Regions from separate parts of the Homo sapiens genome. Here region 1 is linked to region 2. Evidence: read pairs that join two places in POLR2A ChIA-PET (ENCODE). Cell type or tissue: K562. All regions are shown on one strand. Each heading gives the region's core, and the rest is flanking DNA. Links, peaks and the distances in the headings are about the cores only.

The links. ChIA-PET counts read pairs that join two places held together with the same protein. Peaks named below come from ENCODE experiments on the same cell type or tissue, not always from the same donor. Only the 100,000 strongest peaks of a DNase experiment are listed, where the experiment ranks them.
Region 1: POLR2A ChIA-PET joins it to region 2 with 5 read pairs; 4 of 35 experiments call an interaction of 5 or more read pairs at or near these places.

The regions. Positions count from the first base shown.
Region 1 is chr9:131,032,489-131,040,488 of GRCh38, forward strand. LAMC3 (laminin subunit gamma 3) reads left to right here. Exons shown (of 28, transcript NM_006059.4): 4 at 3,678-3,844; 5 at 6,376-6,564; 6 at 6,643-6,760. Among named protein-coding and RNA genes, the nearest start is that of LAMC3, 27 kb to the left of the region's middle. In K562, for the core only: no CTCF peak of the experiment used is centred there; DNase peaks (open chromatin) are centred at 1,049, 1,209, 1,980, 2,223 and 6 weaker places; H3K27me3 peaks cover 7,970 bases.
Region 2 is chr9:130,910,892-130,919,746 of GRCh38, forward strand. FIBCD1 (fibrinogen C domain containing 1) reads right to left here. Exons shown (of 7, transcript NM_032843.5): 5 at 901-997. Among named protein-coding and RNA genes, the nearest start is that of QRFP, 19 kb to the left of the region's middle. RefSeq lists enhancers at 3,414-4,106, 8,008-8,548. In K562, for the core only: a CTCF peak has its summit at 2,269; DNase peaks (open chromatin) are centred at 4,040, 6,962, 7,831, 8,321 and 12 weaker places; H3K27me3 peaks cover 8,000 bases.

The DNA.
Region 1 (8,000 bases), core at 1-8,000, 120 kb after region 2:
TCTCGCTCTCTCTCACTCGCTCTCTCTCTCTTGCTCTCTCTCGCTGTCTCTCTCTCTTGCTCTCTCTCGCTCTCTCTCTTGCTCTCTCTCGCTTGCTCTCTTTCTCACTCGCTTTCTCTCTCTCTCTCTCTCTCTCACTCTCTCTTGCTCTCTCGCTCTCACTCACTCTCTCTCACTCTCTCTCGCTCTCTCTCTCTCTGAAGGAGTTTCGCTCTTGTTGCCCAGGCTGGAGTGCAGTGGTGCAATCTCAGCTCACTGCAACCTCTGCCTCCCAGGTTCAAGGTATTCACCTGTCTCAGCCTCCCAAGTAGCTGGGATTACAGGCATGCGCCACCACGCCCGGCTAATTTTGTATTTTTAGTAGAGATGGGGTTTCTCCATGTTGGTCAGGCTGGTCTTGAACTCCCAGCCTCAGGTGATCTGCCCGCCTTGGCCTCCCAAAGTGCTGGGATTACAGGCATGAGCCACGGCCCCCTTCCCCTTTCTAGTATAGGGGTGTTACTGGCCTAGAGAAAGGCGCTTCTCTCTGGCCCGTGGTCCTGGTCCTGGTCCTGGTCCTGGTCCTATGCGCCATTAGCACCCATCAGTGCTGTGGGCAGTTTGTTTCTCCTCCAACATCTGTCCCCTCCAGGAAGCAGGGGCTGCCTAGGAGGTAGAGGCCCATCTCTCACCTCAAGTCCCAAGGCCTGTCTCGCACATGGCCACCTGGCAGTGGGTGCCCAGGGAGGGCTGTGGGACGAGGGAGGCATGAACAGCTTCCACGTCAGTGTTTCTCAGGTTTCTTTGAAAGGAGAGAGGAAAACAGGTGCGTTCCTGCCCCAGTCACCTGGGGATGGCAGACATTGATCAGATTGCTCCCCAGTGAACACATCAGCCCGCTCCAGGATGACAAGGAAGGAGAGGAAAGGGAGAGCGTGTGCCTGGGGTCGGGGAGGACAGGAGCTGGTGCTGCAGATGGGACCCAAGAGTGGGAAGGCTGGGGTTGAGGACTAGGGGACGGCCAACGTGGCTGGGTGGAGGGCAGGCGGGTGGGCGTGGAGAGGTTGGCAGAGTGTCAGGGCCTGGGCGGGTTTAGCCTCACCCAGAAGTCAAGAGGAAGCTGTGGAAGGATTTGGTCAGGGTAGTAACAGAGTCAGATTTTTAAAACACCCCCAAACCCCTGACAGCCAAGTGGGGCAGATAGGAGGAGAGAGGAAGTCGAATGTCAGGAATCGAGGCGGGAGGCGGCAGCTTGGACCAGAGGGCTGGGGTGTGGGGCGCGTGGGTCTGAACGCGACTGAGGATGGAAACGCAGCTCTGTGTGTGAACCATGGGCCATGGGAGTGGGGAGCGGGGATGACACTGGACTCTGGGCCTCCACAGTTCAGAGGCGCTTGGGTGGCATTAGAGAGATGGAGAAGGGGGCGGCATGAGGCTCAAATGCCTGCTTTGGGTGTGTGAGCTCCAGAGAAGGCCAAGGCTCGTCACTGAGAGCCCCTGTGGCCATGAGGATCCCCCTGCTCCAACCTGCCCCCTTATGTGAGTCGGTGGGAGGAGCTCCCCGGGGAAGGCGGCCATGAGCTCCAGTGCCTCCTGTCAGGGGGCTTCGGGCCAGAGGACATCTGGGTTCCAGCTGCCAGAGCCAGACCACCCTCAGACCACAGCTGGCTGGGGCAGGCTGCTCATGGCAGGGGACAGGTGGCCCCAACAGCCTGTGTTCACAGTGGAGCCCGTGGAGTCTCACTCTCCTTTCCTGGGTCAGTGGGCTTCACAGGGCTGGTGTTTACAGCACCCCCTCCAAGGCAGGGGCAGTCCCTTGTGACTTCCCTGGTGACCACTGTCCCCAGGATTGCCTGGCGCCTGCCTCACCCCAAGAAACCCTGGGGTGCTGCCTGCCTAAACTGGGCCTTGCGTGGAAGCCGTGCTACGTGCCCTACCACACAGTGTGTCCGCTATCAGCTAAAGCACCTGGAGCCGCAACAGCGGTTGGTGATTCGTCAACATCCACAGAGGGCAGAGCGTGGAACGTGGCTTAAGGGAGCCACTGAGTGGCCACAGAGGAGTGTCCAGGAGCTCAGGGTCCACGTGGAGTCGATGAGGACGGGCTTCAGCTCCAGCTCAGCCACTTAGCATCTGTGAGTTCCAAGGCCTGAGCCTGATGCCTCATGTGTGGAATGGGGACGCTAATGTCCCTCCCACCTCTGGTGAGGCTCTAGGGAGAAGCTATTGCCTTGGCCAGGGGCAGAAGCCATGGCCTCTGAGCAGCTCAGGACAGGGACAGTGGTCGGGACAGGGACAATCACTCACAGGGTCAGGCTCTGCCGAGCATGCCGCGGGCTCCCAGGGCACCCCTGTTCCTGCCTGATTCCACCTGTCTCTTGATCCTGTGTGTGGAATGGGGCCACAGGCCGGGGCTGCTCTCAAAGACCCCGTATTTGTCCATTCTTGTACTGCTGTAAACACCTGAGATGATTATTTATTTATTTATTTATTTATTTTTGAGACAGAGTTTTGCTCTCGTTGCCCAGGCTGGAGTGCAATGGCACGATCTCGGCTCACTGCAACCTCTGCCTCTTGGGTCCAAGCAATTCTCCTGCTTCAGCCTCCTGAGTAGCTGGGATTATAGGCATGCGCTGCCACACCTGGCTATTTTTGTATTTTTAGTAGAGACTGGGTTTCTCCATGTTGGTCAGGCTGGTCTCCAACTCCTGACCTCAGGTGATCCGCCCACCTTGGCCTCCCAAAGTGCTGGGATTACAGGTGTGAGCCACCATGCCCAGCTGATGGTAATTTATTAAAAGAGGTTTAATTGGCTCACAGTTCCACAGGCTGTACAGGAATCATGGTGCTGGCATCTGCTTGGCTTCTGGGGAGGCCTCAGGAAACTTACAATCATGGCGGAAAGTGAAGAGGGATCAGGCACATCACATGGCCAGAGCAGGAGCAAGAGAGCAGGGGATGGGGTGGGGCTGACGGGTGGGTGCCACACGCTTCTAAACAACCAGATCTCATGAGAACTCACTCTACAGTACCACGGGGGAGGGTGCTAAACCATTCAGGAGAATTCAACCTGATGATCCAATCAGCTCCCACCAGGCCCCACCTCCAACATTGGGGATTGCAGTTTGACACATTTGGTGGGGACACAGATCCAAACCATATCCGAAGTGGACTCATGGGGGATTTGGAGTGACTCAGGAGCTGTCCCTGTTTGGGGTACCTTCTTTCCTGCCCTTTCGGACACAGTTGAGGGATAGCTGCTGGAGGCGGTTCCCTTTGCCTTCCACACCTATTGCTGGTGTGACTGCTGGCCCACTCTCCACTTGGGAGACTAAGGTGACTTCTTCCTGGGTCCCTCTCAGCCCCCAGGTGGGGCTCCTCCCAGGCAGAAGCTTTCTGTGCCAGGCACTTGCTAGCTGGTGGCTTTGGGCAGCTTCTCTGTGCCTCTCAGTTCACCCATCCATTCTATGGGGGTGGTAACAGGCTGGTGAAGATGGAATGGGTTTGTTCCAGAGCTCACCAGTACAGTCAGTTCTCTGTTACTGCTGCCCCCAGGGCACATAGTAGGTGTTCAGTGAGGGCCAAGATTGAGGGTGGAGTCTGGCTCACACCTGCAAACAGGGGCTACCTGGTGACTAACTCCTTGTCTGCCCTGCCGGCACCTGCGGGTCCCCTTCCTCCTCTGTGTCTTTTCCCAGGTGCAAGTGCAACGGGCATGCCAGCGAGTGCGGCCCCGACGTGGCAGGCCAGTTGGCCTGCCGGTGCCAGCACAACACCACCGGCACAGACTGTGAGCGCTGCCTGCCCTTCTTCCAGGACCGCCCGTGGGCCCGGGGCACCGCCGAGGCTGCCCACGAGTGTCTGCGTGAGTGTCTGAGTGTCACAGGGCATCAGGGACCCGAGGCTGGTGTTGCAGGCGGGGAAAGGAACTCCCCAAAACGTCGTGGTGGGGGCTGCTCCTGGGTACGCCCCGGGGGCAGCTCGGGGTCTCTGTGCTGCTGCAGAGATAAGGACGAGCAGAAGGGGAGCCTGGGGAGGGGGTGCATTTAAGCCTCAGTCTCTCCTCCACTAAGTAGCTTCCCTGGACCAACTCTACCCATGCAGAGGCGCCTGTGGTGGGAGGGCCGGAAGGTCCCCGACTTGCTTCTTTGTGTTAACCGCTCCCACCCCAGCTGCTAATCGGAACCAGGCTACCCAACAAGCAAGGGGGTGCTGATGGCCCACCCAGCCTCTCCCACGGGCCCCCAGGCAGCCCTTTGGTGTCCCAGCCCCCATGTGATGTGGCTTTGACCACCTAACCTCAGAGAAGCGCTGGAGAGAGGATGATGCCATCATGTCTTCTCCAGGGACACAGGCCAAGAGCAGGGACCCACTGACTTCCCTTCTGGCTGGGGCACTGGCTGCAAGCCCCACCCTGTCCCCAGACAGCCTGGTTTCCTCCAGGCTCTCCATGCACAGCCGCCGTTGCTGGGGGCCAGATCCCAGCTGGTGCTGGTGCTGCTGGCAGGAGACACATCTTCACTCACAGGCTCGCTGGGCGGGCAGCTTGGCCTCTGGACCCCGCTGTCCTCTTGGGCCTGGGCCACTGGCGACCAGAACTGGGGCTGGGCCGGGGGCGGCTTGTTCTGAGGGTGGGGCACTGTCTGCAGGAGCTGCCCTCGCTGGCCTGCCTCCACCAGAGAGTCCTGGGGCCAAGGAAGCTGTGCTGGCTGGCTTCCACTGTCCCAGCCTGCTGCTGTCTCCATGGTGGGGACACAGAGGCCAGACTGCTTCTACCATGTCCTCAGCTCCATGGTCACGTCTGTCTCTCAGTCAGCAGCCTGGGAGCCAGGGTTTCAGGCTTGACCCTTCATCCCCACCCTCACCCGCAGCTGAGACAGCCCCGAGCCCTGAATTCCGCCTCATCCACATCGCTCCAGTCTGTCTAACTTCTGTCCATTGCAGCCGATGCCTTGGGCCTGGCCCTGCCTCCTCTCCCTGCACACCCGAAGCTTCCTCTTCCCTGCTCTCCCTGTTCCCAGCCCTCCCCTAACTGCAGCTAAGGCTCTTTTCTTGAAACACGGCCTCACTCTGTCACCCAGGCTGGAGTGCAGTGGCCCAATCATAGCTCACTGCAGCCTCGAATTCCTGGGTGCGTGTTCCTCCTACCTCAGCCACTAGAGTAGCTGAGACTACAGGCACATACATCACCATGCCAAGCAATGTTTTATAGAGCTCGGCTCTCACTGTTGCCCAGGCTGGTCTTTACACTCCTAGGCTCAAGCAGTCCTCCTACCTTACCTTCCAAAGTGCTGGGATCACAGGCGTGAGCCATGGCACTGGGCCAAGACTTTCTAAAGGACAAATTTAGTAACATCTATTCCCTGCTTAAACCTTCCCACGGCTCCCCCTTTGCTCCCAGCTAACGTCCACTGACCACGGCAGCCCAGCCTCCCTGGAGCAAGCTCTGCTAGCCTCTGACTTCACAACTGCCCCTGCACTGCAGGCCCCCCACTGCACAAAGTCCTTCCTTCCCTGCCATCACACGACATGCCGTCTGCAGCCAGCCTCATGGCACACCCGCACCAGGCCACGCGTCTGTCTCTGCATGTGGGGTATCCCCTGGGCTTTCGCCTCCTGTCTGCGACGCCCTTCCCGCCCCCTCTTCCTCTGCCTGGCCTATTCCTCACTGCTCAGCCTTCAGATTCAGCGCGGCCATGACTTCCTCTCGGAAGCCTTGTCCCACCACCCCAGCACAGCTGCAGGGGCCCCTTCTTTCGGCTCCCAAAGCCCCCAGCCTCTCCTGTCTCAGCCCTGCACCTGCAGGGGGTTTGCTTGCTTGCCGTCTGGGCTGTGGGCAGCACGAGGGCGGCAGGTGTAAATGGGTCCGCACCTTTCATGGATCCACCCCTGAGCTCACTCTGGGAGCCAAGACAGAGCCAGTCCTGCACACAGACTTTTAAAAATGATTTAATGGGGGAAATGAAAGGTGACTTGTGCTTTCTGTACCCCTGAGTGACCTCACACAATAGTGAGAGTCACACTATTATGGCTTGGAGGACCTCCAGGAGATTTTGGAGAGAGCCAAGCTGCCACTCCAGAAGGCAGCCAGCCTCTGATCGGTGCCCATCTATCTGGGTGTATATCCTTGTTGCCTGGGATGGTCTTCTTTCTGCCTGTTGTTTTGGTGTATTTACTAACAGTGTCCCCTTTGCTCTTAAGAGTGTCCTGTTTTGGAAAATCAATTGATCAATGTCTAGCCTTGATCAAGCTGGGCCTGAACTCCATTCTGGACCATGCTCTTGCCCTTCTCTTTGCACTGCCTGCTCATTTAGCACAGGGAGGCTGACTGACACAGATGCAGCCTCCTACCACATCACAGGGGACTCACACACCTTTCCCCACTCCTGCCCATAGCCTGCAACTGCAGTGGCCGCTCCGAGGAATGCACGTTTGATCGGGAGCTCTTCCGCAGCACAGGCCACGGCGGGCGCTGTCACCACTGCCGTGACCACACAGCTGGGCCACACTGTGAGCGCTGTCAGGAGAATTTCTATCACTGGGACCCGCGGATGCCATGCCAGCCCTGTGACTGCCAGTCGGCAGGTGAGTGGACTCCACATCCCCAGCCTCCGACCCTCTCCCTTTCCTGGCCTCAATTGCCCTGTGCCCTTCCTCTCCCAGGCTCCCTACACCTCCAGTGCGATGACACAGGCACCTGCGCCTGCAAGCCCACGGTGACTGGCTGGAAGTGTGACCGCTGTCTGCCCGGGTTCCACTCGCTCAGTGAGGGAGGCTGCAGGTGAGGGCGAGGGGCGGCCCAGTATGGACACATTGCACTGAATGACAAGAAGCAGGAGGAACAGGCTGTCAGCAGTCCCTCCCCTCCCCATCCCTTCCTGTCTGCAGCTACCTCGCCCTAATCCTGGTGAAGACTAGAGACACTCAGCTCCTGGAGAGGCCAAGAGACAAAAACAGACCTTAATGAGACCAGGCTGAGCCCTGTGGAAGCTCAGCGGATCTTGCAGGTGGAGGGCAGGCTTCCTGTAGGAGGTGCTGCATAAGTGCAGGGAGAGGGGAAGGACAGGTGTTTGAGGTGGGGTGGGGGGCACGGGAGGCCTCTGGAGGAGCCGTGGATCAGTGAGAAGCAGGAGTGGGTGAGGGGGAGGCTGCGTGGAGGCTACAGCAGGAACGCCTGGGCAGCCTGCATGGGGGTTTGACTGTGGAGAGGGAGAGCAGGGCAGATTCCAGAGCCCAGTGCAAGGAGGAGCTAATAGGACATGGTGACCAGGGGGTGGAAGAGGAAGAAGAGGTGGAGGCTGACCTTCGGGGTTCTCTGGGCCTCTGGATAGCAGGGCACGCAGTGTGGGGAGCGGGGTGGGAGAGGCTGAGTGTCATCTGGGTGCACCGAGTTTGGTACCTAGTGGGACAGCTGAGGGGAGAGAGGGACAGGGGCTCCTGGGGTCTGGACCTTACCCCAACACATTTGCCATCACTTGATTGAGAAAGTATACAATGGCCAAAAAACAAAAACAAAACAAAACAAAAACCTATGATAAATTTAGAAGCTTTTTTTTTTTTTTTTTGAGACAGATTCTTGTTTTGTCAACCAGGCTGGAATGCAGTGGTGCCATCTTGGCTCACTGCAACCTCCACCTCCCCGGTTCCAGCAATTCTCTGCCTCAGCCTTCTGAGTAGCTGGGATTACAAGCATGCACCACCATGCCCACTATCTCTATTTTTTTTTTTAAGATGGAGTCCTCCTCTGTCACCCAGGCTGAAGTGCAGTGGCGCGATCTCTACTCACTACAACCTCCGCCTCCCAGACTCAAGTGATCCTCTCATCTCAGCCTCCTGAGTAGCTGAGATTACAAATGTGCACCACCACACCCGGCTAATTTTTGTATTTTTTGGTAGAGATGGGGTTTTGCCATGTTGCCCAAGCTGGTCTCAAGCTCCTGGGCTCAAGTAATCCACCCTCCTCGGCTTCCCAAAGTGCTGATTACAGACGTGAGTCACCGCGCCTGGCCCAGAAGCACTTT
Region 2 (8,855 bases), core at 510-8,509:
TTGTGTCCATACTCTGTATCTAACTAATCTGATGGGGAGGTGGAGAACCTTTGTGTCTAGCTCAGGGATTGTAAACGCACCAATCAGCCCCCTGTCAAAACAGACCACTGGGCTCTACCAAGCAGCAGGATGTGGGTGGGGCCACATAAGAGAATAAAAGCAGGCTGCCCCAGCCAGCCTCGGCAACCCGCTCAGGTTCCCTCCTGCGCTGTGGAAGCTTTGTTCTTTCACTCTTTGGGTCCACGCTGCTTTTATGAGCTGCAACACTCACCGTGAAGGTCTGCAGTTTCACTCCTGAGCCAGCTAGACCACGAACCCACCAGAAGGAAGAAACTCCGAACATATCCGAACATCAGAAGAAAAAAACTCCAGGCGCGCTACCTTAAGAGCTATAACACTCACCACGAGGGTCTGCAGCTTCATTCTTGAAATCAGTGAGACCAAGAACCCACCAATTCTGGACACACTCAGCACCACTGGCCACTCTTGGGAGTTCCATGCCTGGTGTCCCTGGCACCCTTGGGCAGGGTGGGGCCGGGTCCTCCTCTGTCCTCCTGCTGCCTGGGATGCTGCTGACCACCTGCCCAAGCTGGCTTGATTCAGGACAGCCAGCAGGTCCCAGGGTGACCCCGGCAGGAAGTGGCCTCCAAGGGCATGTGGGACCCTCAGCCTTTATGAGCACTGGGAGCCCACCCACGCTGACACTTCCGTTGGCAATGTCTGGCCTCATTCCTTCTGAATGCCTGTCACCTTCATGCATGACACCTGTGAGCTGGCTCAGGTGTGCCGAGGCCAGGGAAACCCAGCCCAAACCCATTCAGGGAGCAGCTGGGACCCAACTGTGTCCGGAAGGCAGGGGGAGGAGGCCCACCTGGGCCGGATGGTGGGTGGGGTGCTCACCTAGCCAGTGCTCCCCGGTGAGCCTGCCAAAGCCGTCTCGGTACGCATCCCAGCCCCGGAAGAAGTTCACGGAGCCGTCCTCCCGGCGCTGAAACACCTGCAAAGGGAAGATGGGGATGGGGCGTTGGCACCGACCATCCCAGGACTCGCAGCCCACCTGGGCCCACCCCGCCCAGAGACTCCCCTCACCCTGCTCCCAACCTGCCCTCTCGGGAGGGCAGGGGCCTGGTTGCCCACTTCCCGCAACGGCCCCTGGCCAGGGGCCTGGAAAACAGCAGAGGTTCCAGAGCCTCATGGTGGCTCGAGGTGGGATTAACCAAATGCCCACAGGCCCCCAAGACGGCTCCTCAGGGAGGAATTCCAGGCCGGGCATGGTGGCTCATGCCCGGAATCCCAGCAAGGAAGGCTGAGCCCAGGAGTTCGAGACAACATAGTGAGACCCCATCTTTACAAAAAATTTAAAAATTAGCCAGGTGTGATGGTGGATGCCTGTAATCCTAGCTACTTGAGAGGCTGAGGCAGAAGGATCCCTTGAGCCCGGGAGGTTAAAGCTGCAGTGAGCTATGATCGTGCCACTGTACTCCAGCCTGGGCTCTCTCTCAAAAAAAAAAAAAAAAAAAAAAAAGTGGGGTGGGCCGGGCACGGTGACTCCCGCCTGTAATCCCAGAACTTTGGGAGGCCGAGGTGGGTGGATCACCTGAGGTCAGGAGTTCGAGACCAGCCTGGTCAACGTGGGGAAACCCCGTCTCTACTGAAAATATAAAAATTAGCCAGGCTTGGTGGCATGCACCTGTAATCCCAGCTACTGGGGAGGCTGAGGCAGGAGAATCGCTTGATCCCGGGAGGCGCAGGTTGCAGTGAGCCGAGATCATGCCACTACACTCCAGCCTGGGTGATAGAGCAAAACTGTCTGAAAAAAAAAAAAGGGAATCTCGGTGGGGTGGAGGAAAGCCGGCTTTGGGGGCATCTCCAGCACTTTGCTCTGGGCTTCGGTTTCCCCAATGGTCAAAGAAAGGGGGGGCAGAGTCTTAATCTTTTTCCAGGTCAAAACAAAACTGACCAAGTCTATCCTCCAGTTTTTAAGAACCAAGAGCACCCCCCACACACCCCAGGCTTGGCCTCCAGAGCCCTGTCCCTCAATAAGCTCCCCTTCCCCAAAACAAGCCTGGGGCAGGGGTCGGGGTGCTGGGAAACCGGAGTCCAGGCGATGGCTCAGGGGAGGACGAGGAGCCCACAGTCAGCGGGGTGTGACTTGGGTACCAACGAGCGCCTGGGCTGCCTCTGTTGTTCATTTTAATAACATTCTTGATTTGGGAGTCAGGAATCCCATCGGTTAAATTGCTTTGAAATGAGTACCACGCTGGCCCGGGCCAGAGCTGCCTGGAGTATTTACAGGATCCGCTGACAATCCGTCCCAGCCGGCCTCCCCAGCCCTCCCAGCCCTCTTTCTGTTTAACAAGCTTTATTCTCCTTTATTCTCCCTGCTTTATTCTCCGAGGCAGCGCCCGCGGCCCGGCCGGCCTCCATCTGTGTCAGAGTCTGATGTGTTAGAGATCTGGCTGCGGCACCGGCGAGCTGCCAGTTTCATTACTAAGCAGCCTGATTTCAGTCGCTCGGAACTGCCCGGATGCCCGGTCTGACCCGAGGCGTCTGCCGCGTGAGCGTTTGCCAATGCTCTGAGCCCTGCTCTGAGCCCTCGGGGACGTGTCCGTCACGGCGTTTGGGCAGCTCTGACGTCAGGGAGCTGGAGGGAGATGACACCTCCTTTTTCGTGCTTTGCTACCTCAAACCTGGCCCAGCTCTGAAATCTGAAAGTCCTCAGGAGTGACCGGCTCGGGGTGGAAGGAAATTCGATCAGGCTCAGGGAGATCTGAGGAGCGGTGGAGAGCCGTATTGATGGCCGCATATTGGGACCCTGAGCACGCACCTTTTCAAAGGCCTAATCCTAGCAGAAGCTCAGGCACTCCCCTGAGAAGGCAGCGGGCAGTAGGAGCCTGTTTCCGCAGGAGGAGGGGAGCTAGAGGGACCGGCAGGCCCGAAGCCCCCTGGGATGCCTGGCTGGCATTGGCCGTCGGCTGGGCCTCTGCCCTGGGGACTGGGGACCTGGGCATGCTCAGTGGTGAAGGAGTTCCTGAAGGCAGGGGAGCCCAGTGGTTGTGGATCTGGGTTCCAGGGCCCCAGCTTTGCCTTAGAGAGCCCTGGCAAGTCCCCACACCTCTCCAGGCCCCAGCACCCACGTCTGTAAAGCAGAGATCACAGCCACGCCTTCCTCCCAGGCTATGACCATCCACCGAGAATAAGCTCAGGCCTGGCACATAGTAGGTGTTCAGCAAGTGCCAGCTGGGTGGCTAGCCACAGCACTGAGGCCCAGGCCTGGGCGAGGGCTCCTGCCTCCTCTGCTCCTCTCCCAGACTCTGGCCTCCACCCTCCCCCAGCCCTCCCGAGGGGTCTGTCCCAGCCTCTCATTCACACAGATGTTCCACCGAGCATCTCCTGCCAGGCACCAGCTGCAAAAGCCAAGTCAGTGGATACGAGGTCACGGTTCTGCCCTTGGGGACCTTAGGGCAAAGGAACAGAGGAGACACCCGTGCTCAGGGGACCCCAACCGTGCAAGAGGCAGGACAGACTTGGAGGTTGGGGAGAGAACAGGTCTGCCCAGCAGGGTGGCCCTGGAGGAGGGGCAGGGTCCTGGGCCCTGTGTCAGCCTGCTGGGCGGGGCAGAAAATGCAGGGAAGTAGGCCACAGTGCGGGTAGTGGGGAGACCCCAGCAGCCAGTGGGCGTGCCCAACCAGGGGCAGGTGAGCTGATGTACAGGTGCCCAGCTGTGCCTCTTCCTAAAGGCTCAGAGGAACCATCCAGAATGAGAGCAAGAAGCCCCGGTAGCCCAGACCACAGCCTCCGAGAGGATCCCCCAGGCTCTGCCTCCAGCGCTCACTCCCACCACTGGGACGCCTGGAACCAATGCTGCCATTTACGTAACTCGCCAGACCCCAGCCCTGCCCTGACTCTTCAGGATGTGGCAGGAGGGGCTGTTCCTGCCCCTGCGTCCCAGCTGATGGGATGATGGGCAGTCGAGACTCAGCTCGGGGGCTGCGTGCTCTCTGCGTGCCCATGTCCCTCCCCAAACCCTTTCCCCGAGCCCAGGCACCCCACCCTTACAGGGCCGAAGCTCGGACACTGGCCAGCGGCCAGGCGGCCGTGAGCAGCAAAAAGCGGGGGCCGACTACATCTTGTGCCCTCAGTCCCACGACAGTCTGGACCTACCCTTGCCACCAGCGCCTGAAGGCTAATGTCCTGACACCATGTCCACACTCGTGCTTGGTGGCAGGTCCACTGACCAGGATGGCTGTAGCCTTGAGTGTGCCCCTCTACCCAGGCTTCTGGTGCCAAGAGCTGGTCCCTGCACCCACAGTCCTCAGCCCCCTCTTTCCCACTGCCCTCTCAGTCTGGGTGCCAGTTACAGTGACCCCACCATCCCCCAGGGCTCCTCCTTGGTGCCGATCAATTGGGGTGAGCACACCTGGCCCCCTGCCTTTGCCTCTGCCCAAGGAAGGACACTGAAACCACATACGGCCGGCACTCCTGTCCAGGTAGCCCGAATCAACGCCCACTTAGAAACTGCAGCAATTGGCCAGGAGCGGTGGCTCACGCCTGTAACCCCAGCACTTTGGGAGGCCGAGGCAGGCAGATCTCCTGAGGTCAGGAGTTCGAGACCAGCCTGGCCAACACGGTGAAACCCCGTCTCTACTAAAAATACAAAAATTAGCCGGGCATAGTGGCAGGTGCCTGTAGTCCCAGCTACTTGGGAGGCTGAGGCAGGATAATCACTTGAACCCAGGAGGCGTGGTTGCAGTGAGCCGAGATCGCGCCACTGCACTCCAACCTGAGTGATAAGAGCGAGACTCTGTCTCAAAAAAATAAAAAAATAAACTGCAGCAACTGTCGGCCAACGTGGGCACTTTTAACGTGTGCAGTGACGGATTGCGGACCTGCTCTTAAGGCGCCAAGACACATCTGTGGTCTGGCCTTGAAGAAGTGACCTGCAGACTGACCATGTCCCAGAGAGATGCAGCCGACGTCACCACACAGGCACACGCATCCAGACTCCAGACTTAGCTTAATGCAGAAGGACGTGCATAGATATTTTCTTTTTTCTTTTGACACAGAGTGTTACTCTGTCACCCAGGCAGTGCGGTGGCACGATCTCAGCTCACTGCAACCTCTGCCTCCCAGGTTCAAGCAATTCTCTGCCTCAGCCTCCTGAGTAGCTGGGATTACAGGCACCTGCCACCATGCCCGGCTAAGTTTTTTGTATTTTTAGTAGAGACGGGCTTTCACGATCTTGGCCAGGATGGTCTTGAACACCTGACCTTGTGATCCACCCACCTTGGCCTCCCAAAGTGCTGGGATTATAGGCGTGAGCCACCGCGCCCAGCCTTAGTGCACTGATATTTTCTATCATGTTCTATTCCACTCTATTTGATTGAAAAAATAATGTTGATCAAACCCATTCAGTTGATTTTGCCAGTGACCCACGGAGTACGCCCGCAGTTTGGGAACCACTGACAGCCTTTGCCACGGGCTGTCCTGATTTCTTGGTTCACACCCCAAGTGACTGCCTGTGCCGGGCCCTGTGCTAGGATCTCGGGCTTGGAAACCCTGCCCCGACCTCGAGCCAATGACAGCCCAACGTGGCCTGACTAGTGCAAGTGCCGAGCACGGCCCAGATCGTCAGGTGGGTCCTCCCAGCTTCCCGTGTGGGGGAATGTTTAGTCTGACTCTGAGCCCAGGATAAACTGCAGCTGTGGCTTTGTATTTCTGGCAAACAGCTTCAGCGACACTGGACCTTGGTGACGCCAGATGCCTGGATGTGGCCAAGCACAGAGGGCTTTAATTACACAGCGAGGACCAGTGGGATGGGAGGACAGAGGGAGGAAGTAAGGAAAGGATCCAGGCGTCCACTTCCCCTTCTTTCTGCCCCACCCACCGAACGTGAATCCCCACTAGGCAAAAAGGGGTGGGGAGTCTGGGCGCGGTGGCCCACGCCTGTAATCCCAGCACTTTGGGAGGCTGAGGCAGGCACATCACTTGAGGTCAGGAGTTCGAGACCAGTCTGGCTAATATGGTGAAACCCCATCTCTACTAAAAATACAAAAATTAGCTGGGTGTGGTGGCAGGCGCCTTTAATCCCAGCTACTCGGGAGGCTGAGGCAGGAGAATCACTTGAACCTGGGAGGCAGAGGTTGCAGCGAGCCAAGATCACACCACTGCACTCCAGCCTGGGCAACAGAGTGAGACCTCGTCTTAAAACAAAACAAAACAAAATGGAGGCGGGGAGCAAAAGGTAGGGAAACAAAAATTACTGATTCATTTTCAGGCCAAAATATGAATTGGTCCAGCTCCGGGGGGGCGTCTCTCTTGGGTCCCGGCTGGAAAACGATTGAGTAGAAACACTCGCCGCAGCCGCAGCCTCTTGGGCAGATGCCACGAGTGGGAAGACAGACAGAGAGTGTTTTCTTGGTGCGGATTCTCAGAAGCCCGCCGCCCGGCGCACCTTGGAAGTGCCGCTTAGAGGGGCTCTGCCAAGGGAGAGCTGGGCCCACATGGTCCTGCAGATGGTGCTGGGCGGGTTCAAAGGAAGGAGTGACGGCTCTGGACATGGAGGAAGGAGTGACAGCTCTGGACGCGGAGGAAGGAAGACAGCAGCAGCCACCGACGGCCCTGTGTTGTCAGATGGGGCCTGGGGACCGAGGGAGGCGGAGATGCCTCTGGGCCGCTGCAGCCTTACACTCCGCAGGTTGCATCCCGCCCAGGGCTGCCTCTGCAGACAGACCCTGACCAACCAGCTGCTGCTTTGCCACTGTGCCCAGAACATGCAGCTAGCGTCCTGAGCACTGAGCTGGGCTCTGTGGTCACCCTAGCACCCGGCCAGTGCCGTAGAGGATGACCACGGCCTTCCCCGCCACAGCCCTGGAGGGACGACTGGTGCTCCCATTAGGCAGATGAGAAGACTGAGGCTTGGAGGAGTGGGCAACCCAGGTGCGCAGGGCTGAGATGGCCAGAGGAGTGGGGATGAGAGTGCACGCTCAGTCCCAGGGAGCTCCCTGGGCTGGCACCCAGGAGACCTGAGTTCTACCCAGACTCCAGCCAACAGGATACGTGGCTTCTCCCCTGCAAAACAAGGGCTCCTGCACAGCACCCCGTGTGTGCTCGGGGCTCACAGGGATGACCTTGGCCCTCAAAGCTCACAGCCCCATGAGAGACGACGCACAAGCCAGCAGCCATAGGGCAGAGCAGCTCCCACCCTGGCACATTCCTCCAAACCCCAGGCTTCAGTTTCCTCATCTGTAAAGCTAGGATTATAAAAGCCTCAACCCACAAAGTTTTGATGAGAATTAAATGTGCTGGTGCACAGCATTCAACAGAGCTTGCTGGGAACCCTGAGAAGGAGTGAGTCCCTCTGCTGGGGCAGTTGGAGGTGGTTATCTGGGAGGGCTCCCTGGAGGAGGACATGCCTGGCTGAATGGAACATTAAGCAGAGCCTTGCCAGCTGGGCAGAGGAGCTGAAACCCAAGGAATGGGGGGTGGGTGGGTCCAAACCCTATGAGACTGGGAGAGAGGGTCTCCGATGCCTTAGAACGGCCCCCTGGAAGCAGCAACTGCGGTTTTTCCTAGACTGTGATGAAACTGCTGCAGAAACCAGTTACAGACAGGACTGTCTTGGTTGTGGAGCTGTGGCCTCTCCCAGCCTCCCGGGCTTTCTGATCAGGTGATTCTGGGAGGGGGGCAGAGGGGTCCTGGCAGAGGAGGATGCATGTTTTTAAAGAACAAAGAACTTGGATGTGTGAGCTACGGCAGCCCTTCAAAGGCAGCCCTGGGGCGGCTCTGCGGCATTCCCAGGAGTCTGGCTTTCCCTTAACTCCTTTCTGGACACCTCTGGGCAGTGCCCCCAGGGAGGCCTCTGGGCTCAGTCAGGAACAAGGCAGAGCTGAGTTCAAATCCTGACTACCTCTCACAGGCCACGTGACCTCGGACAGGTTGCAGAACCTTTCTGAGTCTGTTTCTCTCTGCATAAGCCCGCGCAGGGCCGGTGGGGAAGAGGCAATCAAGTCAATGCGTAAACGGACGGCGCACAGTAGGCCTAACCAACATCACCACCCTCCCTGCAGAGCCAGCTGCTGAGCCCAGAAGGAAATCGGACCCACTCCTTGTTTTTGACTGAAAACGGTACCCCCAGGCTTGGCGCCCTGCCGTCATTCCCAGGCTTGGCAGTCGGCGCCTGCCGGCTCTTGGCACAGCACTGCCAAGCTGCCGTTTCTCGGGTGCTGAGCCACGGCGGGCGCGGGGCTGGGCCCTGCACGTGCATTGTCCTGTTTCTGTTCAAAGTTTGAAAAACCCAAACTGCTCCCCACGGAGGCACGCTTTCTTTGCACGATGAACGAAGGAAATGTGAGGGTGTTGTCCCCGGTCACCGGTCACCTCGCCATTATGAATGTGTGTGTGCTCTGAGGACCATTCCCCAGGCAGGGTGTGGGCCAGGCAGTAGCGTGGGGACACTGTGGCCCACCAATGTCACAGCAGATCCCCTGCCACCACTGCCTCTGGGACAAGGAGGGCCGGCCGCAGCTGCAGCCCAAGTAGGAAGGAGCTAACATCTCATCTGTTGGACCCCGAGGTCCTGCTGCTCAGCCTCCCCGGCACAGGGGTCCAGGCTGGCACCTGGGGAGGCCCCAGGAGCTCTTCATCCCTCCCTGAGCCTGAGCCTGCTGTTGGGCTCCTCTGACGTTCTCCATGTGAGGGCAGGATTTTCCTCCCGGCCTAAAGAGCTCAGGTGGGGGGATGTGGGGGCTCCTTTCCAGGGGAGCCAATTACAGGCAGATGTGAACTGGCTGACCTCGCACAAAGGAAGCACCTGGCGGAGAACAGGGCTGCAAAGAACAGGGTTTGGGCCACTT